5 separate regions of the Homo sapiens genome follow, and regions 2, 3, 4 and 5 are each linked to region 1. The links are chromatin contacts, found by Hi-C or POLR2A ChIA-PET in ENCODE. All regions are on one chromosome and are shown on one strand. The core of a region is the stretch at or near the end of the contact, and the rest is flanking DNA. Distances in the headings are between cores, read along the strand shown.

Evidence for each region. Hi-C counts contacts between places; a loop is a spot of excess contacts on that map. ChIA-PET counts read pairs that join two places held with the same protein, here RNA polymerase II (POLR2A). Pooled maps may share reads with other maps.
Region 2: a loop to region 1 is called in a pooled map, with 3 times the contacts of the local background. The contact joins the promoter of GRN here to the promoter of ETV4 in region 1. A Hi-C loop is called at or near these places in 1 of 50 pooled maps. POLR2A ChIA-PET finds 5 or more read pairs at or near these places in 2 of 52 experiments (H1 and WTC11).
Region 3: a loop to region 1 is called in a pooled map, with 4 times the contacts of the local background. The contact joins the promoter of COA3 here to the promoter of ETV4 in region 1. A Hi-C loop is called at or near these places in 1 of 50 pooled maps. POLR2A ChIA-PET finds 5 or more read pairs at or near these places in 2 of 52 experiments (K562 and PC-9).
Region 4: a pooled map shows a loop between it and region 1 (5-fold over the local background). The contact joins the promoter of RND2 here to the promoter of ETV4 in region 1. A Hi-C loop is called at or near these places in 1 of 168 maps with a recorded cell type or tissue (breast epithelium) and 3 of 50 pooled maps. POLR2A ChIA-PET finds 5 or more read pairs at or near these places in 3 of 52 experiments (B cell, HEK293 and WTC11).
Region 5: a loop to region 1 is called in a pooled map, with 6 times the contacts of the local background. The contact joins the promoter of LSM12 here to the promoter of ETV4 in region 1. A Hi-C loop is called at or near these places in 1 of 37 single-sample maps with no recorded cell type and 7 of 50 pooled maps. POLR2A ChIA-PET finds 5 or more read pairs at or near these places in 1 of 52 experiments (Caco-2).

Annotation. Positions count from the first base shown.
Region 1 is chr17:43,542,665-43,548,955 of GRCh38, forward strand. ETV4 (ETS variant transcription factor 4) reads right to left here and starts at 3,676. Exons shown (of 13, transcript NM_001079675.5): 1 at 3,521-3,676; 2 at 2,894-3,004; 3 at 2,610-2,703; 4 at 2,311-2,358. The coding sequence starts at 2,953. It also overlaps a transcript of DHX8 not described here. RefSeq lists enhancers at 2,265-3,042, 3,043-3,820, 3,942-4,101 and silencers at 2,872-2,931, 2,972-3,021, 3,472-3,591, 3,642-3,781, 3,802-3,851.
Region 2 is chr17:44,341,947-44,348,237 of GRCh38, forward strand. GRN (granulin precursor) reads left to right here and starts at 3,356. Exons shown (of 13, transcript NM_002087.4): 1 at 3,356-3,388. RefSeq lists enhancers at 1,402-2,327, 3,479-3,628.
Region 3 is chr17:42,795,853-42,802,143 of GRCh38, forward strand. COA3 (cytochrome c oxidase assembly factor 3) reads right to left here and starts at 2,852. Exons shown (of 2, transcript NM_001040431.3): 1 at 2,616-2,852; 2 at 1,773-2,315. The coding sequence starts at 2,829. The coding sequence ends at 2,209. It overlaps CNTD1 (cyclin N-terminal domain containing 1), which reads left to right and starts at 3,009. Exons shown (of 7, transcript NM_173478.3): 1 at 3,009-3,384. The coding sequence starts at 3,216. WNK4 (WNK lysine deficient protein kinase 4) reads left to right here. Exons shown (of 19, transcript NM_032387.5): 16 at 1-181; 17 at 271-470; 18 at 629-726; 19 at 834-1,214. The coding sequence ends at 836. RefSeq lists enhancers at 2,535-2,604, 2,745-2,794, 2,815-2,864.
Region 4 is chr17:43,021,266-43,027,556 of GRCh38, forward strand. It overlaps RND2 (Rho family GTPase 2), which reads left to right and starts at 3,966. Exons shown (of 5, transcript NM_005440.5): 1 at 3,966-4,184; 2 at 4,695-4,782; 3 at 5,918-6,027. The coding sequence starts at 4,083. It overlaps VAT1 (vesicle amine transport 1), which reads right to left and starts at 1,120. Exons shown (of 6, transcript NM_006373.4): 1 at 671-1,120. The coding sequence starts at 1,057. RefSeq lists a silencer at 3,790-3,929.
Region 5 is chr17:44,063,239-44,069,529 of GRCh38, forward strand. LSM12 (LSM12 homolog) reads right to left here and starts at 3,433. Exons shown (of 5, transcript NM_001371445.1): 1 at 3,226-3,433; 2 at 563-696. The coding sequence starts at 3,349. RefSeq lists silencers at 2,966-3,105, 3,396-3,515 and an enhancer at 5,912-6,291.

The DNA of each region.
Region 1 (6,291 bases), core at 2,426-4,925:
CTCACACTCACCCTTCAACGCCCGGACGCAGGACACTGAACCTGCAACCACACTGGAATCTTCCTGTATCTGCCCGGCTCCAACCTGTGCCTCCTCCAAATGCTGTCTTCACAGACCCACCCACACTACCAGGACCCCCCTGCTGCTTCTCTTCAAATTGGGGCTTTGGAAAAAACCAAACTGAGAAAGGGAGGTTGGGCTCTGGTCCCCTTTCCTCCTAATGCGTCCCACCACTGGCAAGTTTCCAAAGAAGCTAGTCCCTCCCTGCCACCCCAAAGCTCCCCATGGGTTGCCGGGGTCACTGACCTGGTGGGAAGAGACAGGAGAGGAGGCTGGGGTGGTGTTGGGATGGTGCAGGGGGACAGGGCCCCGGCAGCTGCATCTGTCTCCGCAGAGAAAGTGAGAAGGAGCGATCGGCCTCAGCATCCCCCCCTCAGACCTGGCCATCCATCACCAGCTGGGAACCTGAGCTGCTCCCTCAGAAGGAAGGAGAGGGAACCAAGGAGATCCCAGCGCCCACCCCCCTCACCTCCGCCTTGCAATCCCCACCCCACCTCCCCACCCACTGGATTTAAATGTACAGGGCAGCAGCATGTAACTAACACACACACACTCTCTCTCTCTCTCTCTCTCACACACACACTTGCTGTCACACCGACACTGACACAGACAGACATTTGTACCCTCTCCAGACCCCTGGCCAAGGGGTGGGACTTCCAAGGTAGAGAGATGAGAGCATTTTCCTCCCCCTCCCATCTCAAACCCAGGCACAGATGGACCAGCTGCTGCCAAAATGCCAACCTCAGCCCACCCCTAGCTCACAGCCCTAGGAGCTGCCCACTGTGGGGACTCTCAGCTGACAGGCAAGGAATGAAGCCCGGTGAGCCAGAGAGAAATCAGGCACTGGGAAAGGAAGTCTTTGAGAGCCCACGGAAACTGACACCTCTGCATTCTTCAGCTCTAGCCCAGCTCCAGAACCTCAGAAGAAGGATGGGGAGACGGGGCAAAGCTCTGCCTGTAAATTGGAGCTGGGCATGCAGGACTTGCAGGGTCGGGGATGATGCACACAATACCCTCAGAACCTCCAGATCCCTCCAGCACTCACACAGCCATTCAGCCATTATTTCCACAAAATGTCTTGAGTGCTTGCTCTATGCTAAATAGTCATTCTGTCAACATATATATTTTTAGAATATCATAGTGGGCAAGACAGACCTAGTCTCACTCCAAGGATCTAGTCAGGGGTCATTTTCTTTTTACTCCGAGCTTCTATGGAGAGTTCCAGGGTAGTTGGATTTGAGCTTTAAAAAAATTAGATACCCAGGGTGGAGGGATGAGGAGATCCTAAGGAAAATACCTCAAAAAGACCTCAAAAAAGGAGTTCCTAGTGTTTTGGCTTCTTCATTTTCATAGTGTTAAAATAAACCCTAAGATGGGGGTAGTTAACCCTTCCCTCTCAGAGACTGTCTAAACCACCATTTTCCCTCCCACCTGCAGCCCCACCAGCGACACCCTCAGGCCCCACCAAAACGCACTGAAGAATCCAACCAGGAAACCTCCTGAACACACCACTTCCCCATCAGACCCAGCCACGGACCCAGCCACGGACCCCACCCCAGCCAGCTCACAGCTAACTCCCCAGCACACAGGAAGGGGGGAATTTGCCTGGAGGCAGAGGTATTCAAGCGGGATGGAAGAGGGAGGAACACTTGCTATTAGAATTACAATCAAGGCTATTTGGGGAGGGAGCCCTGGGCTCTCTGTGCCAAAGGACTGCCGAAAAGAATTATTTAAACTTTTGTTGTTCTTTTGGCTTGGACAGTAAATTGTTTGGTGCTGGGGGTTGGGAAGAAGAGAAACCCAGGGGATAAGAATCAATGCTTGGGCAACTCTGGAGGATGAGTGACAAATTAATTTCTCCCCCCACCCCCCACCAACAACACCCCAACATGCACCTTGGCCTGGCGGCTTCTGCAAAACAAACTTTACAAATGAAAATTTCAACCAGGAAAATGGGCCTGGGGCCAAGTTCCATTCAAATAAGCAAATACCCCACACAATGGTCTGATTCATCCTCAAGCCTAGTTACACAAGCCTGGCTCAGGGTAGAGAAAATAAATATCAATATAAGTGTCCACGCTGGGTGCTGGGGTGAGTAGAGTGGCAAGGGACCTGGGGAGAGGGCCTTGGAGAACTCCTTGAGGCAGGGAAGGGAGAGGAGAAGTGTAGGGCTTAGGGTGGAATACCAGGGGCTACGGAGTGTCCCCCTGTCCAGCCTCCCAAAATAGAAAAGGTCACAAAACTACTCACCTTCAGCGAGCCACGTCTCCTGGAAGTGACTTAGATCCTGGAAGAGATCTGAGGGGTAAATAGTGGAATTGGAGGTGAGGTGGAGGGGACGGTAAGAGAGAAGGGGCCCTAGCAAGACCCGGTGACTCCCCTGCCTTGGGAGTAGGGACCGAGAAGAATGACCAAAATCCCTTGGAGGGCGAGTTTTTTGGGGAAACAGGCGGGGGTTCCAGAATCGGCCGTGTGTGTGTGTGTGTGTGTGTGTGTGTGTGTGTGTGTGTGGCGGAGGAGGGTCGCGGTTTGTCTCTCTTGCTCTTTACCTTCAGAGTCGAGGGGCGGCAGGGAGCCCGGGTCCATGAGCTTCCCCAGCGGGCCGATCAGCGCTTCGCGCAAGCTCCCATTTCCGGGCGATTTCTGCGAGAAGCGGGGAGAATGCCCGCGAGTCACCCTGAGGCGCTTAGTCTGGGGGACGAGGTTGGGGTCCTCGGGTGACTCAGGGGCGGGGCAGCCCAGGACTCCGCTGGGACTGCGGGGAGGGGGGCTGTGGTGAGAGTAGGGGCTGGGTGCGGGGCGGGGCGGGCGTGGAGGCCGGCGCGGCGCTCACGCTGCTGAAGGTGTAGGGCACTTGCTGGTCCAAGTATCCGGCTTTCATCCTCCGCTCCATCCGGCCGCTCCCTCCGGCCGCACGGCCGGGGCCCCAAGCGGGGGCCGAGACCTGGTGGGGGAGGGGGCTGCGTTCGCACACCGTCCAGGGAGGGCTGCGATGGGGGCGGGGAGGGGGCAGTCCCAAGGCTCTGGGTCCGACGGCGAAACTTCTCCGACTCACTGGGGCGATGGCGAGGTTTCCGCCTGCCAGGCCGAGCGCCACCACCACTCCCCTCCCGCCAAAGGCCAAAGGAGGTCCCACCTGCTCCCAGGAGCCGGGCTCGCCGTTTCTGCTTTCTGCAGCCCTGCTTTACCCGGGCTCGGTTACATAAGAACGTGTGTGTGTGTGTGTGTGTGTGTGTGTGTGTGTGTGTGTGTGTGTACGCGCGCGCGCGCGGAGGAGCAGGCGAAGCGCACACCATCGCATGCCCACAACTCCCGCGCCCCCTCCAACCCTGAATCCCAGCACCTCCCACCCCCGCCCTGGAATCTGCGGAGGCGGGTGGTGAGAGTGAGTGTGGTGTGCATTGGAGGCGAGGCGGGGAATCACAGACACTCTCCCTCCCTTTCCCTCCCGCAGCCTCACCTGAGGCCGGGGCGTCTGGGCTGGAGCCGCGGGGGGTCCCGAGCATGCCCTGGAGCCCGCACCGAGGGCCGCGGGGCTAGGCCGGAGTAAGGCGGCCCCGGCCCCGGGTCCCCAGCGCACCGACTTGTTTTTCGGGCGCAGCAGACAGTTGTGAGCCCGGGGGAGCAGCTGATTGGTGCATTTCCTTCGCTCGGCCTCAGCTCTCCACCCCCCGCCCCGCCACACCGCCCCCCGTTTCCCTTTGTTTCATTGACTTTTGTGAATGGAACCCCAGGGCTGGGCACGCCCGCCAATCCGGAGAGTCGTCCGGCCTGGCCGGGGGGCGGAGTTTCCCAGCCGCGGGGGCCAATCAGAATGTAGGGGTTGGCTCCCGGCTTCATTCAGTGCTCCGGCTCCCATTCATAAAAAAATAAAACTCGCGGCTGGAGTTCATTCATAAAGAACCGAGAGAAAAAGAGAGAAGCCGAGGACCCCGCGGCTTCTTCACCGTCTCGCCACGGTCTTGGGTCTGATGCGCCGCGTGCTCCTCCGGCTGGCGTCTGCACACGTCTCTGCATCTGCGTGTACGTGGGAGTATGAACATGTCTGTGTGCGCCCAGGAGGGAGGCGACCGGGCTTGTGTGCCCAGAGGAACAATAATAACTAGCATTTATGAAGCGCTCCGCTTCCACGTGCTCATTTCGTTCCCATAACCCGGCGAAATGGATCGTTTGTATCTTACAGATATTAAAAATGAAACTCAGAGAGGGATGGTAACTCTCCTGAGGTCACTCAGCTAGTCAGCACCTCTGGGGTTTACAGCCTCAAATCCCTCACACTCTCCTGTACACCCCTCTGAAGCCATGATTAAATGAGTTAAGCTATGTGACAACTGATACACAGTAGGTGATCAATAAATGTAAACTGGCACAGAATCCAGGCTTTTCCTCAAGGGTCTGTTCTCTGCAGAGCTGTTTTGTGACCCACTTTCTACTGATTGCAGCAGAAACCAGAAGCCCCAGGGTAGATGATTTCCGAAAGTGTAGCTCCCTCTCAGCCATCTTCCCTCTTATCTGAGAGCCAGCAAAAGGAGCAAAAGCCCCAAAGGTTCTGATGATCTGGAGGCAGGATGGGTTTCAGTTTTAGCTAAGAAGCTGGTCATAGTCTCTGTCATCTCATCCATTCACCACTTCTTTCAATAAACATTTATCGTGTCAGATACAGTGCTGGGTTCCAGGCAAGCAGCTATGTCCAAGACAGACATCTGAGGGGACCTGGGGTGCTTGGGCTGTGGCCATGGGGGCACAAAGGACATGAATCCTCAAAGGCCTTTTTGCTGAGACAATTCTCTATGTCTCCAGCCTATGCACTCCTTTGAGGACAGCCTGATTTTTTATCCTGCCTGTTTGTGATAAACACAAAAGAATGTTCAAATGCCAGGCCAGCAGGAGTGGCTTCCCAAATTCATCTAACCTAACACCCGCCACTTTACAGATGAGGCAGTGGAGTTTCAGAGAAGGAAATGACACATGTAAGCTCTTTGGGCCTGTCTGGCCAGAACTAAGGCTAAAACATACAATTGCTGTTTAGTGTTCATAAGGGCTCATTCCATGAGATCTGCTTGTGCAAATGGAAGTAAACTTCCCTTTCTATAGGTGCTGTAATATTCTATAAGGCTCATGTCTATTGTCCCTCTCCTCCAGGAAGCCTTCCATGATAGCCTGAATCAGTTCCTTTAGCCATATACAACATTCTTGACTATATCTCTGGTGTGGATGTTTTTCATCCTGCCTCATGGTATAGACATCCTTATCTATGGAGAGCTCTCCAGAGCTCATTTGCCTCTGAAAGTCCTCCTCAGCCTGTTAGCATGCTTATGAGGGTGGCATGAAATGCTTGTGTAGTGAATAGGTACAATAAAGACCAAATTAATTGAGCTTAGCAGGAACCCTGCCCAAGGAAGGAGAAACAAGCCCAAGCAAATCCCAGCTTTGGGCTGGATGGAACCAGTTTAGAGACAAGTGTGAGTTCTGGCCAAGAGAAGTGGAGAGGAGGACAGAGGGCTCTTCCTGGAAGGCAGCTTTGATGTGGTCTCCATGACAACGAAGAAGAGTCCAGTAGGTCTTTAAGTTGGTACTGGGCACTTCAGTAGGATGGGACCTCTCTAGGGATGCCAGTGCCCCTCTGGTTCTGAGTTTTTTTGTTTTTGTTTTTGAGACAGAGTTTCACTCTTGTTGCCCACACTGGAGTGCAAAGGTGCAATCTCGGCTCACTGCAACCTCCGCCTCCCGGGTTCAAGCGATTCTCCTGCCTCAGCCTCCCGAGCAGCTGGGATTACAGGTGCCCGCCACCATACCTGGCTAATTTTTTGTATTTTTAATACAGACGGAGTTTCACCATGTTGGTCAGGCTGGTCTCAAACTCCTGACCTCAGGTGATCCACTTGGCTTCCTAAAGTGCTGGGATTACAGGCATGAGCCACCAAGCCCAGCCTTTTTTTTTTTTTTTTTTTTTTTGAGAGACAGGAGGGTCTCCCTCTGTCACCCAGGTTGGAGTACAGTGGTGCCATCATAGCTTACTATAACCTCAAACTCCTGGCTTCAAGCTATCCTCCCACCTCAGCCTCCCAAGCAGCTGGGACTACAGGCATGCACTATCATGCCTGGCTAATGTGTTTGTTCATTTGTTTGTTTGTTTTTGTAGAGACAGGGTCTCACTATGTTGCCCAGGCTGCAGGTTCTGAGTTCTTATATTCTTCTGGAGGGCCCCTGGCTCCCTGGTGAGTAAGTGCC
Region 2 (6,291 bases), core at 2,106-4,605, 800 kb after region 1:
CTGTCTCAAAAAAAAAAAAAAAAATGCTGGGGGGATGATGAAGATAGGCACAGTGGCTCAAGCCTGTAATCTGTAATCTCAGCATTTTGGGAGGCTGAGGCAGCAGGATCACTTGAGGCCAGGAGCTTGAGACCAGACTAGGCAACATATTAAGACAAAAAAATACAAAATATAGCTGGGAGTGGTGGCATGTGTCTGTATTCCCAGCTACTCAGGAGGCTGAGGTGGGAGGGTCTGAGGCTGCAGTACAAGGTGGCACCACTGTAATCCAGCTTGGGCGGCAGAGGAAGGCTCTGTCTCAAAAACAAAGAAACAAACAAAAATGGGCCACGCGTGGTGGCTCACGCCTGTAATCCCAGCAGTCTGGGAGATTGAGGTGGGTGGATCACTTGAGGTCAGGAGTTCGAGACCAGCCTGGTCAACATGGCGGAACCCTGTCTCTACTAAAATACAAAAATTAGCTGGGCATCATGGCACATGCTTGTAATCCCAGCTATCCGGGAGGCTGAGACAGGAGAATTGCTTGAACCCAGGAGGCAGAGGTTGCAGTGAGCCAAGATCGTGCCACTGCACTCCAGCTTGAGTGTTGGAGTGAGACTCTGTCTCAAACAAATGAAAAGAAACAAACAAAAAAGAAATGAGATACTGATACCTGCTATGTGATAAGCTTTGAAAACATTATGCTAAGTGAAAGAAGCCAGTTGCAGATCACATATTATAAAATTTCATTTATATGGAATATCCAAATCTATAGAGGTAGAAAGTAGATCAGTGGTTGCCTAGGGTTAGGGAGGGTGACTGCTAAAGGACATAAGGCTGCCTTCTGTGGTGATAAAAATGGTCTTAAACTGATTGTAATGATGCTGCATAACTCTCTTAAGACACTAAAAACCATTGAGTTGTACACTTTAATTTTTTTGTGTTGGCGGGGGTGGATGGAGTCTCGCTCTGTTGTCCAGGCTGGAATGCAGTGGCACGATCTCGGTTTACTGCAACCTCTGCATCCCGGGTTCAAGCGATTCTCCTGCCTCGGCCTCCTGAGTAGGGAATTACAGACCTCGTTATCGTGGCACCTTACCCTTCTGATGTTAAAAAAAAAAAAAAAAAGAGCGAGAGAGAGAGAGAGAAACATTTGTGAAGTAGGTTGTTGAGTCTCAGCACTATTGACCTTTTGGGCAGGATACTTCTTTGTTGTGGGGGATTGTTCTGTGTGTCGTGTGATGTTTAGTGGGATTGCTGGCCCTTACCTACCAGATGCCAGTGTCCCTCCACCCTGAGTTGTGACAACCCAGATTGTCTCCAGACACTCCTAAATGTCCCTGGCCGGCAAAATTGCCGCTGCTCAAGAATCACGGCTTTGACGATTAGACTTTGTGATATTTGTTTCAGTCTGTTTAGGTTTTTTTTCTTCTACCTGTATTTTTTTCTGGTTCTGGGTGGTTGTAATTAGTAGGTTATTGATCGATTCACCTAACATTTCATGAAAGTTTCATGTGTGTGTGTGTTTCAATAGAAGCATAAACTATACTCCCTAGTCTCAAGATACACAGGAAGGAAAATAAGCACAAATGTGTCACCAGGGCACAGACTAGTACTAGGTCCTCAGCAGGCCAGGTGTCTTATCCGCTGTCTGGGTCTGCTCTAGCTCCAGGCTTAGAACCCCTGCCACACGACTCCACAGCTCGGTTGGCACCCTTTCCCTCCTCCGACTTCTGCTGCCTCGAGCTTGGTTAGCCATCCCCCTGCCCCTGCCTCATCCTCAGCTCCAGTTCCTTGCTCAGGCTGCAGCAGTCTCCATCCCCTGTGCAGACACTGCCGTTCCTCCACGGCCCAGTATCAGGCTTTCCCTGGGCCTCTCCTCTCTCCTGGCCCATCTCCCATCATCCATCTCTGCCTGGCCCAGGCCCTTTGGCACCAAGCAGGCTGACTCTTGTCACTGGCTAATCTGTTCTGTGGTACATTTTCTCTCCTCACCCTCCCATATCAATTCCTCGAAGGCAGGGCCGATCTGGAGACTAGGAAGCCACTTCTCTTTCGACAGCCCCCACCACAGCCCAGCCCGTGCCAGGCACCCAGCAGCTCCTGAAGCCCACTGGCATTGAACATGGCATTCAATCCCTGCCAAGCCTGCCCTTCCCATCTGGTTTCCCAGGGCTCTTCCCAACACCTCCTCCTCCACCTGCCAGTTAAAATCTTCCCAGACTCAGCTCAAGGAGATGCTCCTAAGGTGGAATGAAATCTCTTCTTCCCCACCTGGAGACAATCTACTTCCTCTCCCTACACCTGGCAACTGGCGCACAACCTTGTATCTTAAATTAGATTCAGCCTGAGACTGTCTCCCACCAATCCCTGCTCCCTGTCCTGCTGAGCACCTTGAGGAAAGGGCTTTGGGGCTGTTTATCTTTGTCCTGGAAACCATCCTTCAACTCACTCTGGGGCCTGCCTAGCATGTCAACCGAGTTTGGAGAATAGGGCAGAATAGGGCAGGACAGGACAGGACAAGACAGGGCAGGATAGGATAGGAGCGAGCCAGCTCAGTAGCTCACATTTGTAATCCCAGCGCCTTGGGGGGCTGCGGTAGGAGAATCGCTTTGGGAGCAGGAGTTGCAGGCCGCAGTGAGCTATGATCAGCTTGGGCGACTGAGCGAGACCCTGTCTCTAAAACAAACACACAAGTCCGGGCGCGGTGGCTCATGCCTGTAATCTTAGCACTTTGGGAGGCCGAGGTGGGCGGATCACGAGGTCAAGAAATCGAGACCATCCTGGCCAACATGGTGAAACCCCGTCTCTACTAAAAATACAAAAATTAGCTGGGCGTGGTGGTGCGCGCCTGTAGTCCCAGCTACTCGGGAGGCTGAGGCAGGAGAATCGCTTGAACCCGGGAGGCAGAGGTTGCAGTGAGCCGAGATCGTGCCACTGCACTCCAGCCTGGCGACAGAGTGAGACTCCGTCTCAGAACAAACAAACAAAAGGATAGAAAGGCGAGCACAAATATTCCCAATTCATAACACTCCCTCGCACTGTCAATGCCCCAGACACGCGCTATCATCTCTAGCAAACTCCCCCAGGCGCCTGCAGGATGGGTTAAGGAAGGCGACGAGCACCAGCTGCCCTGCTGAGGCTGTCCCGACGTCACATGATTCTCCAATCACATGATCCCTAGAAATGGGGTGTGGGGCGAGAGGAAGCAGGGAGGAGAGTGATTTGAGTAGAAAAGAAACACAGCATTCCAGGCTGGCCCCACCTCTATATTGATAAGTAGCCAATGGGAGCGGGTAGCCCTGATCCCTGGCCAATGGAAACTGAGGTAGGCGGGTCATCGCGCTGGGGTCTGTAGTCTGAGCGCTACCCGGTTGCTGCTGCCCAAGGACCGCGGAGTCGGACGCAGGTAGGAGAGCGGCCGCGCAGACCTCTCGCCTGCTCCTGCCCAGGGGCCCGCCAGGGCCATGTGAGCTTGAGGTTCCCCTGGAGTCTCAGCCGGAGACAACAGAAGAACCGCTTACTGAAACTCCTTGGGGGTTCTGATACACTAGGGGGAGTTTTATGGGAAAGAGGAAGCAGTAATTGCAGTGACGCCCCGTTAGAAGGGGCTTTCTACCTCCCCAGCATTCCCCCAAAGCAGGGACCACACCATTCTTGACCCAGCTCCACCCCTGTCGGTAGGTGCTGGCTTCTTCCCCTCTCCTGGTGGTGGTGGGTGGTTCCCGCGGCGGCCTGGAGCCGGAGGGGCGCGCGACCCTGGGCTGGGAGCTCCGAGGGCCTGGGAACGAGACCTGAGACCTTGGCTTCTCGAAGGTAGTAGGGACTTGGGAGTGGTGACTGAACCTGGTCTGGCTCCTCCTTACTTCCTCTTGTTGCGGGTGGGACGAGCTAGCTTCCGCCTCTCCCAGCCACTTTTTCCTGCTCATTTGCAGCTAGGTTGGCTCCCCTTTTGGGAATTTCCTCTCCCCTTGGCACTCGGAGTTGGGGGGTGCCACCTAGTGGAAGATAACGGAGCTAGGGTCTTGAAGAGGCTGCTGTCCCCTCTGGCTGTTTTGGCGGTGTAGGGTGGCATGAGAGACTGCGACTCGCCTCCTCATCCCTGTTTCTGTATGCGAGTGCTTGTATTCAGTAGAAGCATACACTATACTCCCTCAATTTAGGGTAAACAGGAGGGGCCACATGCACAGGTAATTCACCAGGGAGCCGAACACTCCTGTGCAGACAGACTCCCCTTCCCAGCAAGCCATGGCAGCGGACAGCCTGCTGAGAACACCCAGGAAGCAGGCGGTGCCAGCTGCAGGTGCTTTGCCTGGGAGCTGTGGGGCTGAGGAGAGGGTCCACTGTCCAGGACCAGTGAACTTCATCCTTATCTGTCCAGGAGGTGGCCTCTTGGGGATGCTGAGTTAGGGGAGGGGCACTTGAGGAAAGCCAGGTGGAGCAGAGAGGATGTGAGTGACTGGGTGGGTGAGATTTCCTGCCCCTCCCCCCGCAGTGGTATCCACACCTAGACTCGTGGGGTAACTGAGGCACAGACAGAGAGCAACTTCTCAGGCCCTCACAGTTGGCAATTCTAGGATTAGGACCCAAGTGCGATTTTCAGGCAGTCCCTGTACCCTGTTTCTGTTGTACCTGTTGCACCATTCCCAGGCACTGCCCATCGTGCCACTAGTGATATGAACCCAGGTCCAATACGCTCTGGGGCCATCAAAGCCTGACGTCACCATGACCTGATGTGTGACGTGTTATAGGTGTCCCTTGGTATCTTCACGGAACTGGTTCCAGGACCCCAAAATCTGTGGGTGCTCAAGCCCCTGAGATAAAATGGTGTAATATTTGCATATAACCTATACATACTTTAAATCATTTCTAGATTACTTATACCTAATACAATGGAAATGACATGTCGGCTGGGCGTGGTGGCTCATGCCTGTAATCCCACCACTTTGGGAGGCCGTGGCAGGTGGATCACCTGAGGTCTGGAGTTTGAGACCAGCCTGACCAACATGGTGAAACCCCCATCTCTACTAAAAATACAAAAATTAGCCAGGTGTGGTAGCGCACACCTATAATCCCACCTACTTGGGAGGCTGAGGCAGGAGAATTGCTTGAACCTGGGAGGCGGAGTTCGCAGTAAGCTGAGATCGCGCCACTGTACTACAGCCTGGGTGACAGAGCAGGACTCCATCTCAAAAAAAAAAGAGAAAAAGAAAAAGAAATGCCATGTAAATAGTTGTGATCCTGAATTGTTTAGGGAATAATAAGAAAGAACTATCTGTAGATGTTCAGTATAGATGCACCCATCGTAAGCCTAACTACATTGTATAACTCAGCAACGATGTAACATTTTCAGGGGTTTTTTTGTTTTGTTTTTTGAGACAGAATCTCAGTCTCACTCTGTCACCCAGGCTGGAGTATGTTGGCGTGATCTCTGCTCACTGCAACCTCCACCTCCTGGGCTCAAGCGATTCTCCTGCCTCAGCCTCTTGAGTAGCTGGGATTGCAGGTGTGCGCTACCACGCATGGCTAATTTTTGTATTTTTAATAGAGATGGGGTTTTACCACGTTGGTCAGGCTGGTCTTGAACTCCTGACCTTGGGATCCGCCCACCTGGGCCTCCCAAAGTGCTGGGATTACAGGCGTTAGCCACCGCGCCCAATATATTTTGATCCCTGGTTGGATATGGAGGGCTGACTGTACTTAACATCTCTAAGCTTCAGTTTCCTCCTTTAAAATAAAGGTGTGGCTGGGTGTGGTGGTTCAAGCCTGTAATCCCAGCACTTAGGGAGGCTGAGGTGGGTGGATCAGCTGAGGTCAGGAGTTCAAGACCAGCCTGACCAATATGGTGAAACCCCCTCTCTGCTAAAAATACAAAAATTAGCCAGGCGTGGTGGCGAGCGCCTGTAGTCCCAGCTACTTGCTTGAACTTGGGAGGCAGAGGTTGCAGTGAGCTGAGATCGTGCCACTGAACTCGAGCATGGGCAACAGAGCAAGACTGTCTCAAAAAAAAAAAAAAAAAGGGGGTGAGCAGACGTGGTGGCACGCTCCCACAGTCCCAGCTACTTAGTAGGAGGCCAAGGTTGGAGGATTGCTTGATCCCAGGAGTCTGAGTCCAGCCTGGGCAACATGGCAATACCTCATCTCTAAAAATAAAATAAAAGTAAAGGTATTAATTACTACTTTGGATGGTTGTTGCAAAGAAATATATATAAAATAATGGAGAGTCTTGTAACTGGCTCCCAAGAGGCTCAACAGACATTACTGTTTTTGCTTCTTCATTATGAGTTACCTCTCTGGCCACCCCACTGAACT
Region 3 (6,291 bases), core at 1,602-4,101, 750 kb before region 1:
TTGAGGAGGAAGGAGATGATGGGAAGGAACCCCAAGTTGGGGGCAGCCCCCAACCCCTGAGCCATCCCAGCCCAGTGTGGATGAACTACTCCTACAGCAGCCTGTGTTTGAGCAGCGAGGAGTCAGAAAGCAGTGGGGAAGATGAGGAGTTCTGGGCTGAGCTGCAGAGTCTTCGGCAGAAGTGAGTCTCGGGAGGATGGAGGAGTGAGAGGAGAACCTGGGAGAGCAAGGTGTGTGGCTAGCCCTTTCATGCCCTCCGTGCATCCTCAGGCACTTGTCAGAGGTGGAAACACTACAGACACTACAGAAAAAAGAAATTGAAGATTTGTACAGCCGGCTGGGGAAGCAGCCCCCACCGGGTATTGTGGCCCCAGCTGCTATGCTGTCCAGCCGCCAGCGCCGCCTCTCCAAGGGCAGCTTCCCCACCTCCCGCCGCAACAGCCTACAGCGCTCTGAGCCCCCAGGCCCTGGTGAGACTGCAGTCACCCAGCTTCCATCTTTTCCCTGAGACCCCTTTCTGTCGACTGTTTTTCTCCAGGCCCTGGGGGTCTGCCCCGGGGGAATAGACCCCCTCTCCCCACCTCCCCTTTCCTCACTTAGTGCTCTCCTTCCCCCATCCTGCTCCCAGGCATCATGCGAAGGAACTCTCTGAGTGGCAGCAGCACCGGCTCCCAGGAGCAGCGGGCAAGCAAGGGGGTGACATTCGCCGGGGATGTTGGCAGGATGGTGAGGGCGGGCCCAAGGGAGGGAGAGCCCAGGGAATGGTACCTGGCTGCAGCTTCGCCTTCCTCCCACCTTGGAGGTTTCTTCATCACTTTTTCTTTTCCCTCCAGTGAATTCAGAACAGAAGCCATGTATCTCCCCCACACCAGGGCCCACCATGGAGCTTGTGTTCTCAGAATCTGATGCTTTCTGATCAACAAAACTGAGCAAGGAAGATCCCAACACTGAAGGGGTAGAAGGCCAGGGGGGCATGGAGAGTGCAGCTCCATTATAGTGAAGAGCCAAACATATGTGAACTGTTTGCTGTGTGGAGGTGTTAGTTCTGCTGCCTACCATCTTCATCTCTAGCACCTCCCCTGCCAAGAGTCAACCACTAAGCAATCCCACCCAAGCCTGGATGCTTCTAGAGGGGCCCACTCCCAGCTGGGAGAGTGTAGGGGATATGCTCACACCACATTAGCAGCAACCAATAAAAATGCTGGAAACAAGAACGCCGTGAATCCATATGCCATGCCTTAGGAATTGGGGGAGCAAAGACTTGTGGGGTGAGGCAGGGGAGGATTTAAAAGGGACTTTCTTTTCACAATGGGAGGCAGGGGTGGAAGCTGCCCAGCCCTCTGGCTTCCTGCCATCAGTTAATGAGGAAACTGCAAGGTCAGTGATCCACTTGACTAAGTTAGGATCCCCTCCAGACCCCACCCTAGACCTGTATAGGCAGGTACCAGGGAAAGTTAAAAGAATGAAGACTGCTTGTCTTTCACCCTTCATCCACCTCTCTCTCCCTCCCTCTCTCTGGGGATGGGAAAAGCAGTAGAGTTACAGTATGTTCTTGTGGGTAGAGGACAGAAGAGTGACCTTCCTTCCCCTAAGACGTGGGTTCAGTCTCAAACTGCCCAGTGATCTCTCCCTTAAATCAGGTGGAAAGATCTCATGGAAAAAGTAATTCTAGTTAAACATTTACAGCTCCCTGGGGCAATGCCACCACTGCAGCTACTGCTTGTGAAGCTTTCCAGCATGAAGTGCCATATGCTGCCTCTCAGCCTCCATACTCACTTGACTCCAGGAGAATGACTCAGTTTATTATTCTCAATTTGACCCTATGTATCCCACTGTAGGCTCAAACACTGCACAGAGCTGCCACGTCTAACCTCGTAACAACTGCGTCCCTGGAAGGTGAAGGGGGTAAACCACAAAGTCAGAAACTTTGGGAAAAGCCACGGTCGCATGCACACCTCTCAAACAAGGAAACAAACTACAAGAAAGGGCTCAGTCATTGTACACAGCAAGTGTGCAGTGGGCAAAGTTCTGTTCTTTTGACATTGGCCAAATGCGTAAGTCCCTGGTTTCTTGGGCTCAATCACGGTCCAAGGTTAGTAAGAAGGCCAACAATGTTGTGAGCAGGATTCAATTTCTACAGGGTCATGGGGCATCATCCACCATGTGAAGGGGCTCCAGCAGGTTGGACATGATCAATACCCATCCAGATTAGGACCCTGACGCCCTTGCCAGAGCTCGGGCTCGGGCAGCTTTGGCCTCGTCTTCTAGCTCATCTAGGAAACGCTCCTGGGAAATCGAGTAGAAGGTGTAACCATCTGGGGAGGTAGGTTCAGGAAACCACACAGAATATGCACATTCCCCTTTCCTAGATTTGCTCTACCACTCTTGTTACTCTCCCAAATCAGTGATTCCGGCTTCCCGCCGCTGCTGTTTCTAAACCCTGAACCCCAATTCCGTTATTATTAATAAATCAAATTAAAAGAGTACCTTAGGAATAACAAAGGAAAGTACTACCCATTTTACCCCAAAATTAAACGGGTGGTTCAGCCCTCTTGCACACTCTGTTCCCCTGCCCCTATATGCGGTCCCCTTGAGTCTACAACACGGACGGATACAAATAGCCAACACCAGGGCCCCGATGCCTAGGCCGGTCACGATGTTCCGGGTTCGCCGCCGTGGTAGGACCTTCTGCCACTGGGCAAGCTCCGCCTGCCGCATGGAATGCAGTTGCTCGGGTGTCAGCTTCTCCCGAGTCGGGTCGATACGCTGAGCGAACGGGGCCTCTCCACGCTTAGAATCCAGAGGGTCACCAGCTCCCGAAGACGCCATGTTGCCACTCCTCCCTTCGCGGTGCCGCCGCGCGGGCCTCGCTGGGAACAGTAGCCCTTGGCCGCTGCAGTGGACTCTGGGAGTTGTAGTCCGCGTGCCCTTTGCGGGGCAGAGCCGCGGTTCCCGGGCACAGGGGATGGACGCGGGAGGTGAGAAGCGGACGTGCTTTCTGATTGGCTGAGGAGTCCGTGGCCGTTGGGGCGGGAAAAAGCTGTGGAGGGTTCGAGGCTGTGGTGGTAATTGGGTTTTCCTCAGACTTGAGGCGACGACACACTCATTGGAAGGGGACGAGGAATCCAGGGTGTGGCAGAAGACTGGAGAGGAGCTAAGGGGGTCGGTATGTGGATCCAGTGAACCCGTCCAGGTGCCCCAAGAGGCTCGTGAATATGGACGGACCCATGAGGCCACGATCGGCCTCCCTCGTTGACTTTCAGTTTGGAGTTGTCGCCACAGAGACGATTGAAGACGCCCTGCTTCACTTGGCCCAGCAGAATGAGCAAGCAGTGAGGGAGGCTTCGGGGCGGCTGGGCCGCTTCAGGGAGCCCCAGATCGTGGGTGCGGCTGCAGGGCCGGGGTGCTGGGTTCTTGGGAGACTGGGGCTTGTGTCTTTCAGGCACCGACCTTGAGATTCCGTTGATTTTATTCATTCAGAGAATGTTTGCTAACACCTCTCTGTGGGGTGCTGGGGATATAGTGATGGATAAGTCACAACAGTGCCCTCCCCTTGATTTCTTCGACATGTATGGAATACTTGAGTGGCACCGCTTGGCTAGAAAGATGAAATAGAGGGCCAGGCATGGTGGCTTACACCTGTAATCCCAGCACTTTGGGAGGCTGAGGTGGGAGGTTCACCTGAGGTCAGGAGTTCGAGACCAGCCTGACCAACATGGTGAAATCCTGTCTCTACTAAAAGTACAAAAATTAGCCAGGACTGGTGGCGCGCACCTCTAATCCCAGCTACTCGGGAGGTTGAGACAGGAGAACTGTTTGAACCCAGGAGGCGGAAGTTGCAGTGAGCCGAAATCGTGCCATTGCACTTCAGCCTAGACGACAAGAATGAAACTCCGTCTCAAAAAAAAAAAAAAAAAAAAAAAAAAAAAAAGGCTGGGCGCGGTGGCTCACGCCTGTAATCCCAGCATTTTGGGAGGCTGAGGCGGGCAGATCACGAGGTCAGGAGATCGAGACCATCCTGGCTAACATGGTGAAACCCCGTCTCTACTAAAAATACAAAAAAAAGCCGGGTGTGGTGGCGGGCGCCTGTAGTCCCAGCTACTCCGGAGGCTGAGGGAGGAGAATGGCATGAACCCGGGAGGCGGAGCTTGCAGTGAGCTGAGATGGCGCCACTACACTCCAGCCTGAGTGACGGGTGACAGAGCGAGACTCTGTCTAAAAAAAAAAAAAAAAAAAAAGAGAAAAGAAAGATGAAATAGAGATAGAGGTCTTGCCTTCAAACCATGTGCAATTTGGGGGAGATATTAGAACAAATATGCAATGACTAGGTACTATGGTTAGATAAGAGACGTCAGAGAGAAATAAAACAAGCGTTTATGGGGGTTGAGAGGAGCGATGGGGTAATAGGAAGAATTCAGGGGATGGCCCAGGCATCGGGACATTTCAGGCAGACCTTGAAGGAAGGAGGACATTGGGTTGGTGAAGGGGGAGGAAGGAGACAGTGTTTCTACCAAAAAGAGGTAGCATGAGTAAAGCTATGGAAATGGGGTGCTTAGGGTGCATGTGGGTACAGTGTAGTCCATGTTGGCCAGTGCATGTGGAAGAATAGTTGAAATTAATACTGGAAAGGTAGTTTGGAGACATTCCATGTGGAAGTTTGAATGCCAAGGGGAAGAGTTTATCCTTGGTTTGGTAGGAAACCAAGAAGACATTGAAGGTTTTTAAATAAGGGAGTGAAGGTTTTAAAATAAGGGATACGATGGTAACCCTGCCTTAGTAAACATTATTTTGGCAGTGATGTAAAGGAGGTAAAGGATGGATTAAACCAGAGGGAGATGGGATGTAGGCAGACAGGTAGAGTCAATGTCAGTAGGCTAGGTGATAGGGCAGAGGGAATAACAAGGGAGGGTGGATTAAAAACATTCTAGAGGCAAAGTCTAGGGTTCTGCTGTGGATAAATTTAGGAAGTGAAGGAGGAAAACGTGACTATGCTAAACGGTTGAGCCTGGAAGACTGGAAGTATAGTGGTCATTAAAAGAAACACACAGACACGGCCGGGCACGGTGGCTCACGCCTGTATTCCCAACACTTTGAGAGGCTGAGGCGGGTGGATCACGAGGTCAGGGGTTCGAGACCAGCCTGGCCAACATAGTGAAACCCTGTCTCTATTAAAAACACAAAAATTAGCTGGGCATGGTGGCAGGCACCTGTAGTCCCAGCTACTCGGGAGGCCGAGGCAGGGGAATGGCTTGAACCTGGGAGGCGGAGGTTGCAGTGAGCCAAGATTGTGCCACTGCGCTCCAGCCTAGGCCACAGAGCAAGACTCTGTCTCCCAAAAAAAAAAAAAACAACAACAAAAAAAAACAACACAAAAAACACAGACACACTACATAAATAAAGCAGGAGGAAAAGTGACTTTTGTTTGGGAAAGATAATAATGGCTTTGGAGCCTGGCCAACATGGTGAAACCCCATCTCTACTAAAAATACAAAAATTAGCCAGGCATGGTGGCAGGTACCTGTAATCCCAGCTACTTGGGAGGCTGAGGCAGGAGAATGGCTGGAACCCGGGAGGCAGAGGTTGCAGTGAGCCAAGATCACGCCATTGCATTCCAGCCTGGGTAACAGAGTGAGACCTTGTCTCAAAAAAAAAAAAAAAATATATATATATATATATATATATATATATATATATAATATATGTGTGTGTGTGTGTGTGTGTGTGTGTGTGTATAATAGCTTTAGTTTTGGATCTGCTGAGTTTAAGGTGTTTGCAGAACATCTAAAAGAAGTGTTCTTGTAGACTATTCAAAGAGTAGGTTAGAAGAGAGGTCAGAAATGGAGATCAAGGTTTTCAAGTTATCTTCACAATGATATTGTTGAAACTGTGGCAGAGGATAAGCTCCTAGAAGGAGAAAAGAAAAGCAGGTCAAGGACAGTTCCTTGGGAAAACACTTTGTGTTCAGGGAATTGGAGTAAGAAGACTTGTGAAGGAAATAAAAGGAGGAGATAGGAACAGAACCAAGGGACTTTTGGCAGCCAAGAGGAGACTTTGAAAAGGATAATGGTCAGAAGTTTCAGATGCTTTAGGGATATCAACAGAACTAAAGATTGCAAAAAGCCATGATATTTAACAATTTGGACATATTTACTGTCCTCTGAGAATCATTTCAGCAAGTTAGGAAAGGTAGAAGCCAACAGATAGAAAATTAGGAAGTGAACGATGAAGTGGAAGCAGTGGGTGTGTAAGCCAGGCTTTCAAGTAATTCAACAGCGAGGCTGAGATGGGAGG
Region 4 (6,291 bases), core at 2,716-5,215, 520 kb before region 1:
CCAAGACAAAGATCGGATGACCCAATCCCGCCTCCCCCACCCCAAAATCAGATCGGCGGTGTAAGGCTGGTGGCGGTGGGGTAGCAAAGGCTCTCTCTCCTCCGTGATGGGCGTGTCTCGTCTCTTTGGCCTTGCTTTGGGAGGGGCCGCCTCACACCCCCACAGACCACGGGGCTGCATGTGACCAGGACTCTGGCACGGCCGCTGTGCCCCCGCCCAACCCCGACGACATAGCCCCTCAAGCTCCCTCGGGGAAAGGGGGCACTAACCGTCACTCATAGTCACAGACCACAATTACCCAGAGAGTGTTTGGTGGGTAGGGGTACAGGTGTGGTTTTAATGGGGGGGGGGGGGGGGGGTGGGGACGGTAGTGTGGTTGTGCGCATGCGCATGGGCACCTTATTGTTTTCCCCCCCACCAGCACAGCTTCTGGGCGGCGGCCACAACTAAAAATGGTTGGGGAAGGGGCGATAATTTCGTCTCCCCTCCCCACATAAATGCCGCTCTCCAGGAGCCCCCAAACACAAGTTCCTTGGCTACGCTTTCCACGCTCGTGCACCCAGGTCCGCGCCAGTTTCTCCCGCCCTGCCACACCCCCGGCGCTCGCCCACTCGTGCCCCACTGCCCAGTGGCCTGCGCAGCCCTGCCCTGCCCTACGCAACCCGCTCACCTTGCGGTCGCTGACTCCCTCGCCCACTGCGATCACAACACCCGCGCCCTCCATGCCCGGAGTGACAGGCAGAGGCGGGAGACGGTCGTACAGCCCCTGCCTAGCCATGAGGTCTGCGAAGTTGAGCCCGCAGGCCCGCAGACGCAGCGTCAGCTGGCCGGGCCCAGGGGCCGGGGGCGCTGCCGGCCGGCTCTGCAGCTTCACCTTGTCGTAGCCTCCAAAGCCGGTGAGCACTAGGCAGCGCAGCAGTGGCGGCGAGGCGGCGGCGGCGGCGGCCCCTTCGGAGGCCGCGGGATGCTGGGGGTCGCTCGCTGCCTCGGTTTTCGGAGGCGGCGAAGAGGCGTCTTCCCCGGTCGCTGCCTCGGCTACCTCTCTCTCGTCGGACATGGCTGGGACTCCCGACGAGAGCGCACAGCTGGATGGAGAGTGCACAGCTGGGGAAGGCGGAACGCGTCGGGAAGAGCCGCGGCTGCGGGATCCAGCGGGAGGGGCGGGGCGCCGGGCGAGGCGGGGCCTCGCGCTCAGCCTTAAAGGGCCAGGGCCATAGTGGCGCAAGCTGGGAGAGCACGAAAAGGGGCACCAGGAACGTCTGTGCTCTTGGGATCAAGCCGACTGTGATTTATTTATTCATAGTAAACCTTATTCAAATTAAAAACTATTTTAAGGGATAGGCCTGGCGCGGTGGCTCACGCCTGTAATCCCAGCACTTTGGGAGGCCGAGGCTGGTGGATCATTTGAGGTCAGGAGTTCAAGACCAGCCTGGCCAACATGGTGAAACCCCCGTCTTTACTAAAAATAAAAAAGTTAGCCGGGCGGTAGTGGCGCGCGCCTGTAATCTCAGCTACTTGGGAGGCTGAGGCAGAGGAATCGCTTGAGCCTGGGAGGCGGAGGTGAGCCGAGATCGCGCCACTACACTCCAGTCTGGGCAACAGAGTGAGACCCTGTTAAAAAAAAAAAAAAAAAGGGCCGGGCGGCGTGGCTCACGCCTGTAATCCCAACACTTTGGGAGGCCGAGGCGGGTGGGTGGATCACCTGAGGTCAGGAATTCGAGACCAGCCTGACCAGTATGGTGAAACCCCAGCTCTACTAAAACTACAAAAATTAGCCAGGCATGGTGGCAGGTGCCTATAGTCCCAGCTACTAGGGAGGCGGAGGCTGGAGAATTGCTTGAACCCAGGAGGCGGAGGTTGCAGTTAGCCAAGATCATGCCGCTGCACTCCAGCCTGGGCTACAGAGGGAGACTCCATCTCGAAAAAAAAAAAGGCCGGGCGCGGTGTCTCACGCCTGTAATCCCAGCACTTTGGGAGGCCGAGGCGGGCAGATTACGAGGTCAGGAGATTCACCTGGCTAACACGGTGAAACCCCGTCTCTACTAAAAAATACAAAAAATTAGCCAGGCGTGGTGGCAGGCGCCTGTAGTCCCAGCTACCTGGGAGGCTGAGGCAGGAGAATGGCATGAACCCAGGAGGCAGAGCTTGCAGTGAGTCGAGATCGCGCCACTGCACTCCAGCCTGGGCTACAGAGCGAGACTCCGTCTCAAAAAAAAAAAAAAAAAGTTAAGGAACAGTCCCAAAACTTGAACTTACATCAGATTTGGAGTTAACTCATATCAGATTTGGAGTCAGCCACCTGTGGACTGGAGTCCAACTACATTGTGTCTCAGGCTCTGACATCTAACCCAGGCAGGGATGAGACTTAATTCACTGTGGTCTTGCAGTGGCAAAGTAGAAGCATGGAGACCAAGCCTTTAAAACTTTCTGACTTTGGTGTTAACGTTCTGTTCCTCATTTTCCCTTCTGTAACATAGTGATGATGCTGCGTGCTCTAGTTATATTTATATTTTTATTTTTTTGATACAGGGTCTCACTCTGTCACCCAGGCTGAGCGAGGTGGGGCGATCACAGCTCCCTACAGCCTCAAACTCCCGGCTTCAAGCAATCCTCCCACCTCAGCCTCCTGAATAGCTGGGACCACAGGCATGTGTCACCACGCCCGGCTAACTTTATGTTTTACTGCTCTTTGCAGAGCAGGGCTACCCCATAGGCAGCGTGCCTAGAGTGGCCAAACCTAGCTAAGTTTTGATTTTTTTTTCTAGAGAGAGGGTCTCGCTAATGTTGCCCAGGATGGCCTCAAACTCCTGCACGCAAGCAAGCCTTGGCCTCCCAAAGTGCTGAGTTTACAGGCGTGAGCCACCGCGCCCAGCTTCTAGTTATCTTTACAGAATTATTTGCAGCATATATTATTGACTCGAATTGCCTCGATATAAAAAAGCACTTTTTTTTTTTCGAAACTCTATTGCACAAGCTGGAGTGCAGTGAGGCAATCTCGGCTCACTGCAAGCTCCGCCTCCCGGGTTCACGCCATTCTCCTGCCTCAGCCTCCTGAGTAGCTGGGATTACAGGCGCCCACCGTGCGGGTTTCACCGTGTTAGCCAGGATGATAGTCTCGATCTCCTGACCTCTTGATCCGCCCGCCTCGGCCTCCCAAAGTGCTGGTATTACAGGCGTGAGCCACCGCGCCCGGCCTATTGTCAGACTCTTAATCAAGCCTGACTTTTGGGTTTAGCTCTGGCTCCAGCAGAGCAACTCTGGCGGTTGGTTCTTTCTCTTCCTTATCTCCTTGTCCCCAAGCATCCACCAGAGGACGCAGCTCCCCCAAAACTTTCCACCCAGTGCTTGGCTGGAGGAACTCAGTCCACGCTTCTCTGCTAGTCTAGGCCGGCGGTTAAGTCAATGTAACCGGAGACCCGGCTGCCCGTTGCCATGGGGACGGAAAGCTATGATGTCACCACCGTCCGGGTGGGTGTGCTGGGGTTCACCCTCCCATTTCCCCAAGACCCCCTGCCAGGACATAGGCGGACGCGGGAGAGAAAACCAAAGAGGCTCCCTCCTTCCCCTTAGCATCTCTCTCCCGCCGTGTTCAGGAAGTGGATGGCTGCCCCAGCTCTTGTCCGCACTGGTACACCTGCGTGCACGCGTGGGTACACAGCAGGCCCGAGCTTCGCGCTTGTGCCGCTCATATTCTACCCCTAAGAACTTCGCTTGAACTCTGACCTGCCCTTATATCCGAGAAAGTCAAATAAGCCCAGTTCGGCCTGTCCCAAACCGGCAGGGGCCCCTCAGACCACACCGGCGGGCTGGACCCCGGCTCTGAGGCCTCTGTTCCCAGGGCTCCGCCCAGATCTTCTGGGCCCCGCCCCCCGGCTGCGGGGGTGGGAGGAGGGGCCGGGGGGGCGCGGCCGCCTGGCTGGGGGCGGGGCGGAGGGGGGGCCGCGGACCCGGGGCGGGGGCTCGGCGCGGGCCCGCGAGATGCCGGTGTTGGCGGCCCGAGCGGCTGCAGTTGCAGGGGCGGGGGAGGCGGCGGCGGGGCCCGGGAGAGGGGTGGCGTGGGGGACCGGCGCGTAGCCGGGACCATGGAGGGGCAGAGCGGCCGCTGCAAGATCGTGGTGGTGGGAGACGCAGAGTGCGGCAAGACGGCGCTGCTGCAGGTGTTCGCCAAGGACGCCTATCCCGGGGTGAGGGACCTGCGTCTTGGGAGGGGGACGCTAAGGCTGCTGGGGGGTGGGTGACAGGGGCCCTGGCGACGGATGGGAATGGGTACTCGGGTAACCAGGGACAAGAGACAGGGGGTCGGAGGACGCGGGGAGGCCTTGAGGGCTCAGGAAGGACTGCAGAGGATTGGGGTGGGAGGAATTAGGGAGCAGGGTGAGATAGATGGGGTTTGGGAGAACCAGAGCATCCGGGAGGGAGGGCGAGGGGAATGTCGGAGGTCCTGGGCAATGGAGAGGGGAAGAACTAGGGGGCTGAAGGGACCAGAAGGGAACAGGAGGAGGTCTGGGAGCTTAGCAGAGATTCTCCGGGGGGGGGGGGGGGGGGGCAGGAGCTCCCGGGATCTCCCCTTTGCCCAATCCCAGACCAACTTGTGTCCAGGGGCTGGGCTGGACGGGGTGTGGGAGTGAGGAGGGCATTTATCTGGGGTGAGGACTTGGAGAGATGATCTCATCTGGATCCATCCGTGTCTGCAGAGTTATGTCCCCACCGTGTTTGAGAACTACACTGCGAGCTTTGAGATCGACAAGCGCCGCATTGAGCTCAACATGTGGGACACTTCAGGTAGCCAAGTCCCTGGGGGTCACCCTGACTTCCAAGGCGGCCCACTCTGTCCCCTCCCTTGGTTAGACCCTTAGGTTCCAGGTAAGCCCAGCCCATCCATCCAATTCCAACAGGAAGGGAAAAATCAATATTCTGCTAAAATCCAGGGAAACTGAGGTAGAACTTGCAGAGCCTGACAGAAACCATGTCCTGAAGGAGAAAGCCTAGGATCTGAGCCCCTCAGCTGGGTCCTGCCTACCTGGGAAAGTTGGGAAGGAATGGCTTTTAATTTGGAACATGTTCCTTCAGAGATAAGACTGGGTTTAGAAAAGACATTTAGAGGCCAGGCACGGTGGCTCACGCCTGTAATCCTAGCACTTTGGGAGGCTGGGGTGGGGGGATCACCTGAGGTCAGGAGTTTGAGACCAGCCTGGCCAACATGGTTGAAACTCCGTCTCTACTAAAAATACAAAAATTAATCGGGCGTGTGGCACGTGCCTGTAATCTCAGCTACCAGGAGGCTGAGGCAAGAGAATCGCTGGAACCTGGGAGGCGGAGGCTGCAGTGAGCCGAGATCATGCCGCTGCACTCCAGCCTGAGCGATAGAGCGAGACTCCATCTCAAAAAATAAAAAAGCAGAAAAGACATTTAGAATGTCTTGAGTGAGGGGTGGTCAGGAGGCTGTTTCTCTCCATTGAACTAGATAAATCTGAGGTCAAGTCCCAGGAGAATGGGAGAGTGCTCTCCCTGCCACTGCTCTTTTCCTCCTCCCAACATAAGGAGGGTTTTTATTTTTACAAGAGTTCCCTTCAGGGCTTTAGACTGCCAAAGCCCAGAAAGCACATGCAACATTTTATGAGAATGTCTATAGATTTTATGAGCTTCTCAAAGGGGTCCAAACCTCAGTCAAGAATAAAAATTATTACTTTTTAAACCACTAGGGAAGCAGAGAGCCGTTTCCCACCATGTGACCTCCCTTCTGCCCGCTCCCCCACTTGGGAAACCCAGACTCCATGATGGGTATTAATGATGGGTATTAATGGTTGCTCTTTTCCATTCTCTGCTCCCAGCATCCCTTGACCAGGATCTGTAAGGTCTCCCATTCCCTTCCAGGCCTCCCATCCACTCAGGCCCCTCATGCCCTGTCTTCCTTCAGGTTCCTCTTACTATGATAATGTCCGGCCTCTGGCCTATCCTGATTCTGATGCTGTGCTCATCTGCTTCGACATTAGCCGACCAGAAACACTGGACAGTGTTCTCAAGAAGGTGGGAGCCTGGGGAAATAGGGCAGCTAGACTGAGGGGGACCAGACCACCATGGTCCTGACATAACATGGGCCAGGAGGAGGGAGTGATGGCTGGGGTATGGCCATCAGCTGGTTAGCGAGTGAAGCTCTCATCCCTGCCACCCCTGCCTCCAGCCCCCATCCCTCCCAGCCACCCCTTTCCTGAAAGTCCTCAGAGCTGGATACAGCAGCTAGGGGAGGTGGGGGAGTGAAGGGAGAAGCACTCACAGGATTCCTTCTCTGCT
Region 5 (6,291 bases), core at 2,183-4,682, 520 kb after region 1:
ACACAAAAGTGACTTGGGGGTTCCCAGAGATCAACTTTTATGTGCAAGATTAAAATATGCTAAGCATGTAACTGTTAGAACTCAAAATTCAAACATAAAGACAAAAAAGAACCTTTAAGACAGTGGCTTTCAAACTTTTCTAAGTCATGAAACCCTCCGAGAATCTGAAAAACACTTTAGATCTTCAAGCAGAAAATGCATATATTCACGTATGCACACATCCACATATACACAATTTGAAGACATTCATAGGTAACGCCACCACCCAAACCCCAGCAGCACTATTAGTTCATCATGAACTCCAAGATTTAAAAAGTCCTCTTTCATAAAGGCAGAAGCAAGCTCTCAACTTATTTGGGAGTTAAGCTACTTCTTAAGATCTACTGATAACATCCAGGAATAAAGAGAAAAACTAAACCTACATTTTTTAAAAAGATATCAGAACAAACAATTTTAAGTCAATTTTAAAAAATAAAAAATAGACAACAATGTATCACTAAGACTCAATGAGACTCATCTTTCCCACCATTTTAGAGAGCCAGATCTGCCCTTGAGTCCTTACCTTACTAACATTGAGTGAAGCTAGGGGAGGAGGGGTTTCTGTTCGGTCATTAATTATTTCCACTTCTGAAACATACTGTAAGTTTATGAGCAAGATGTCTGCATGGTTGGGCTTTCCACTGGAAGAGGGACATTCTGGTGAGAAAAAAAAAAGTTAAGGAAAAATAGGACAAGCAGAGGCACTGACACATCCCAAAAGGGGCATAGAAAACACGATTCACACAAGGCTTGTAAAAGGCAGGCCAGGAGCATGAGGGCCTTATAAGAATCACGGTTCTCCTCAGGAAATCTCTGCCTGTCACCTTCCTCCTGCCCAAATCCTTGGAAGCTTCCAAAGGAGTTCTGTCACTTTCTCTCTACTGGCTTTATGGAGAGGCATAATGCAGATTTAATGCGTTTGTCTTGAACCTATGAGCCAGACAAAAGAGCTAGACCTTTCTGTTCTTCGTATAATACTCTCTGTGTCTGCACAGTATTCTTTTTACTCTTTCAGATGTGAGCTTTCCCATTTTGCAGAGGAGAAAACTACACACTGGAAAGGAAATTCACCCAAGGTGACCCAGCCAGTTAATCCATTCATTCATTCACAAACTCATTCTCCAACCATTTAAGAGCCTACTGTATGTCAAGTAAAAGTTGAGTAATTCAGCCAGGCTCACGTGATGGCTCACGCCTGTAATCTCAACACTTTGGGAGGCTGAGGCGGGCAGATTACTTGAGGTCAGGAGTTCAAGACCAGCCTGGCCAAAGTGGCAAAACCCCGTCACTACCAAAAAAAAAAAAATTAGCCGGGTGTGGTGGCACATGCCTGTAATCCCAGCTACTCTGGAGCCTGAGGCAGGAGAATCACTTGAACACGGGAGGCGGAGGTTGCAGTGAGCCGAGATGGTGCCACTGCACTCCAGCCTAGGTGACAGAGCGAGACTCCGTCTCAAAAAAAAAAAAAAAAAAGTAATTCCTAGTTACAAGACCCTTCCAACTAAACCACTAATGTAAAAGGTCTTATTTCTTCCAGGTGTAACCTCTTATTTTTTTAAAAAAGCAACTATTCTTAGGCCGCGCGGTGGCTCACGCTGGTAATCCCAGCACTCTGGGAGGCCGAGGCGGGTGGATCACGAGGTCAGGAGATCGAGACCATCTTGGCTAACACGGTGAAACCCCGTCTCTACTAAAAATACAAAAAATTAGCCGGGCACGGTGGCGTATGCCTGCAATCCCAGCTACTCGGGAGGCTGAGGCAGAAGAATCGCTTGAATCCGGGAGACGGAAGTTGCAGTAAGCCGAAATCACGCCATTGCACTCCAGCCTGGGCAATAAGAGTGAAACTCCGTCTCAAAAAACACAACAAAAAAAAAAGCCGGGCGGTGGCTCAGGCCTGTAATCCCAGCACTTTGGGAGGCTGAAGCCAGCGGATCACGAGGTCAGAAGTTCGAGACCATCCTGGCCAACATGGTGATACCCCATCTCTGTTAAAAAAAAACATATACAAAAATTAGCTGGGCGTGGTGGCGCGTGCCCGTAATCCCAGCTACTCCGGAGGCTGAGGCAGGAGAATCGCTCGAACCAGGGAGTCGGAGGTTGCAGTGAGCCGAGATTGCGCCACCGCACTCCATCCTAGCGACAGAGCGAGACTCCATCTTAAAAAAAAAAAAAAAAAAAAGATGCCATAAAAAATTACTCCTCCAAAAAAAAATTCCAATAAACCCACCTGTGGCTCACATAAAAAGGGAAGCCGTGGCACATTTATCCCAACAAGGAAGTGTTTCATTTCCAAGACTGAGTTTCCTGGAGTAATTCAGAAGTCACTTCCACCCCAAAGAAGCAGGCCACCTTTTCCAATCAGTTTAACATTGCTACTTTCAAAAGGGAGGCTGCTACTACGTAAAAGGACTCCATGTGCTGGACTGATCAAGGCAGCATGAGAACTTCACTCTTTCACCTGTAACTCACACATCCCCAAACCACATAAGCCCCTGGCAAGCCCTCTCTGGAACAGGTTTCCAGTGCAAACATCCCCTAAACAGCAACTTCCAAATGACCGAGAAGCCTAAAAATCAGCACAGCCCCCCCACCACACATACACACGCATCAGCGAAACAAGCCACTATCCCTAGCTCAGATACAAACTCTGCCCTGAACTTACTCTCCCCCAAAACAGGCAAGGACCAATTTGGTCACCATCCCACCGCCCTTCCTTGGACGAAATCCCATCAGTGCACATGCCCTCCTAAATTCCATACCTTTGCCCTACCAGCAGTTCCTTACCCTAAACACCCCTCCCCATAATATTTCACCCGCCCCTCCTTTCCATCCGGGCTCCAATCCATCAGCCCCCTCCCACCACCACCCCCTCTCCTAATTACTGTGTCCCCTCTCATAACGTTCCCCCCAAAAAGCCATCCCCGTGTCAAGCCCTCCTCCACCCACTGATCCTCGGTAAAGCCCCAGCTCCCGCAAAGAGAGAGAGACAGGATCCCCAAAGCTGACCGAAGGGCCCGCGGGAGGGGGAGGGGAGCTCAGGGCCGTGCGCATGCGCCCCGGGCGCCGCGGTAGCCGGTCGCCCCTAGGCCCGGAGAGAGCCCCAGCCGCCGCCGTCGTCCCCCACCCCCCGACCACCGCACCTACACGCCGGCCCGGACTCGGGCTTCACGCAGGGAAGGATACTTAAAGCCAGCATTTTGGATTGGTAGTCAAAGGCTACCACCTCGCCCTGCAGCCGCTGCTCCTGGCACGTCCGGCACGACACCTGGCTCCCAACGCTGAAGTACTCGCCCGGAGGAGCCGCCATCTTGGGAGTGCAGCCGCGGCCGGCGGCGGCGGCGGCAGCAGCGGGCGAAAGCCGGGCCCCCAGTGAGCGCCGCGACGCGACGGCGCGCACGGAGCGTGCTTGCGTCACACGCCGGGGCGTGGCCTGGCGCTGGTTGGGGCGGGATCCTAGGTGGAGTGGGAAAGAAGAGGAAATAAAGGGGAATCTGAAAAGTATTTGTATAGCTGCGTCCGCTCGGTTAAGTGCTTGTAGAGTCCATTTTAGAAGTTAAGGATAAATGACCTACGTGGAATGAAAAGGGGAAAGAGGAGGGAGCTGCAGTCTCCATTATATGCACACCTTCCACACAAGAGTTTAATGAATGAATTTTATAAAATATGTTAACCCCATTTTGCATATGAGGAATCAGAGCCTCAGAGGACTTAACGATACTTGGACAAGATGATTATAAGGCTGGGAGCGGTGGCTCACGCCTGTAATCCCAGCACTTTGGGAGGCCGAGGCGGGTGGATCACCTGAGGTCAGGGGTTCGAGACCAGCCTGGCCAACATGGTGAAACCCCGTCTCTACTAAAAATACAAAAATTAGCCGGGTACGGTGGCGCGTGCCTGTAATCCCAGCTACTAGGGGGACTGAGGCTGGAGGATCTCTTGAACCTGGAAGGCGGAGGTTGCACTGAGCCAAGATTGTGCCACTGCACTCTAGCCTGGGCAACAGAGCGAGACTCTGTCTCAAAACAAACAAACAAACAAAAAAAGATGATTATAACTACTGAGTGATAGTGGAAAGAACATTGGCTGTGGAGTTAGATAAGCTGGAACCAGAATCCGAGGTCAGCCTCTTACTAAATCACCTGACCTTGAGCAAGCAAATTACCTGATCCTGTTTCTTCATAGGCATTTGTATTGTCACTTCTTGAGCATCTAACAGCCCTTTGAGGTAGGAATCAATGTCCTCCTTTTACATAAACTAAGTTTTAGACTAAACTTGTCCACGGTTCCACAACTAGCAAAAACAGTCTGCCTATTTCCAAGGACGGTGCTATTTACTGCTATACTCTGTTACATAATAATACCTACCTCATAGTTAGGAGGTTTAAATGCGGTAACGGGTATAAGTGCATGGCATGTACTAGGTCTTTAATAAATGGTAGTTCCCCCTTAGTCACCCATCACTCTTAGAAGTCAAGACACTTCCCCTTCTCCCTTTTTGCCCTCTCTCCCAGAAAGCCAGGCAAAAGGCAGGAATGAGGAGCAGCGGATAGTGACAAAAAGGGGCTTGGAGGAGGGGTTTTGCGCCCCTGCCCTTGAATGTCCGTCTGATGTACAAAACAGTCGTTTTCTTAATCTTATGCAAAGGACTATGAGCGTGCATTTTCAAGCCCTACTACCACCAATGGCTGTCGCTAACCCACCCACCGCTCACTATAGAAATTTTGGATCCTCGCTTCATGTATAAGAAACAGGTTGACCTTTCTCTAGTCCAGAGGGAAGCAAAGGGCCAGTCTTGGCGCGGCTTAACCTGAACAAAGTTCAAAAGTATTTCCTTGCCCTCCAAGAAACATAAACTTCCTGGTGTTGGAAGTATTGATACACTCATTATAATAGGAATAAAAATTCTGCTCCTTCATAGTGTGCTTTTTCAGAGAACTTTTTTTTTTTTTTTTTTGAGATAGAGCCTCGCTCTGTCACCCAGACTGGAGTGCAGTGGCGCCATCTTGGCTCACTGCAACCCGCACCTCCCAGGTTCAAGCGATTCTCCTGCCTCAGCTTCCGGAGTAGCTGGAATTACAGGCACGAGCCACCATGCCCGGCTAATTTTTGTACTTTTAGTACAGATGGGGTTTCACCATGTTGGCCAGGCTGGTCTCAAACTCCTGGGCTCAAGCAATCTTCCCGCCTCGGCTGGCCTCTCAAAGTGCTGGGATTACGGGCGTGAGCCATGTGGCCGGCCTCAGAGAACTTTCATGCCTCTCATCCTTGTTCTGGCCCCCATAATAAATCATACATAATTGCCATTCCAGTTTTCCACTTTTTATATGGAATCGTGATTATAGGTTTTCATATAAGACTTCTAGGAGCCATTAGGAAAGGCCTTCTTGGAGGAAGTGAAAAATCTCTACTGAGACCTGAAGGATTGGCAAGGAAAAAGAGTGGCCATGTTCCAGGCAGAGGGAACTGCACGGGCCAGGACCCCTAAGAGGAGAGAACTTGGTGATTTCAAGGAATGTATAGGTCAGAAATATTACAAAGCGGAGTGTGGGAGTAGGCTGCTTAAGGTTGAGGGCAAACCTCAAAGACTCGGTAAACAATGTAGGCTTTCTCTTCGGCAATTAAAAACTTCCTGGTATTGTCCGGGCACAGTGGCTCACGCCTGTAATCCCAGCACTTTGGGAGACCGAGGCGGGCGGATCACGAGGTCATGAGATCAAGACCATCCTGGCTAACATGGTGAAACCCCGTCTCTACTAAAAATACTAAAAATTAGCCAGGTGTGGTGGTGGGTGCCTGTAGTGCCAGCTACTTGGGAGGCTGAGGCAGGAGAATGGCGTGAACCCAGGAGGCAGAGGTTGCAGTGAGCTGAGATCGCGCCACTGCACTCCATCCTGGGGGACAGAGCGAGACTCCGTCTCAAAAAAAAAAAAACTTCCTGGTGTTGGAGGTATTGGTATAATCATTGTAATAGGAATAAAAATTCTGTTCACTACAAAGGCAATAAACGAAGATTTATATCCAGCTTCCCTCCTTTACACCTTTTTTTTTTTTTGGAGACGGAATTTCTGTCTTGTTGCCCAAGCTGGAATGCAATGGCACAATCTTGGCTCACCACAGCCTCCACGTCCTGGGCTCAAGCGATTCACCTCTCTCAGCCTCCTGAGTAGCTGGGATTACAGGCATGTGCCACCACACCCAGCTAATTTTGTGTTTTTAGTAGAGACACGGTTTGGTTTCTCCACGTTGGTC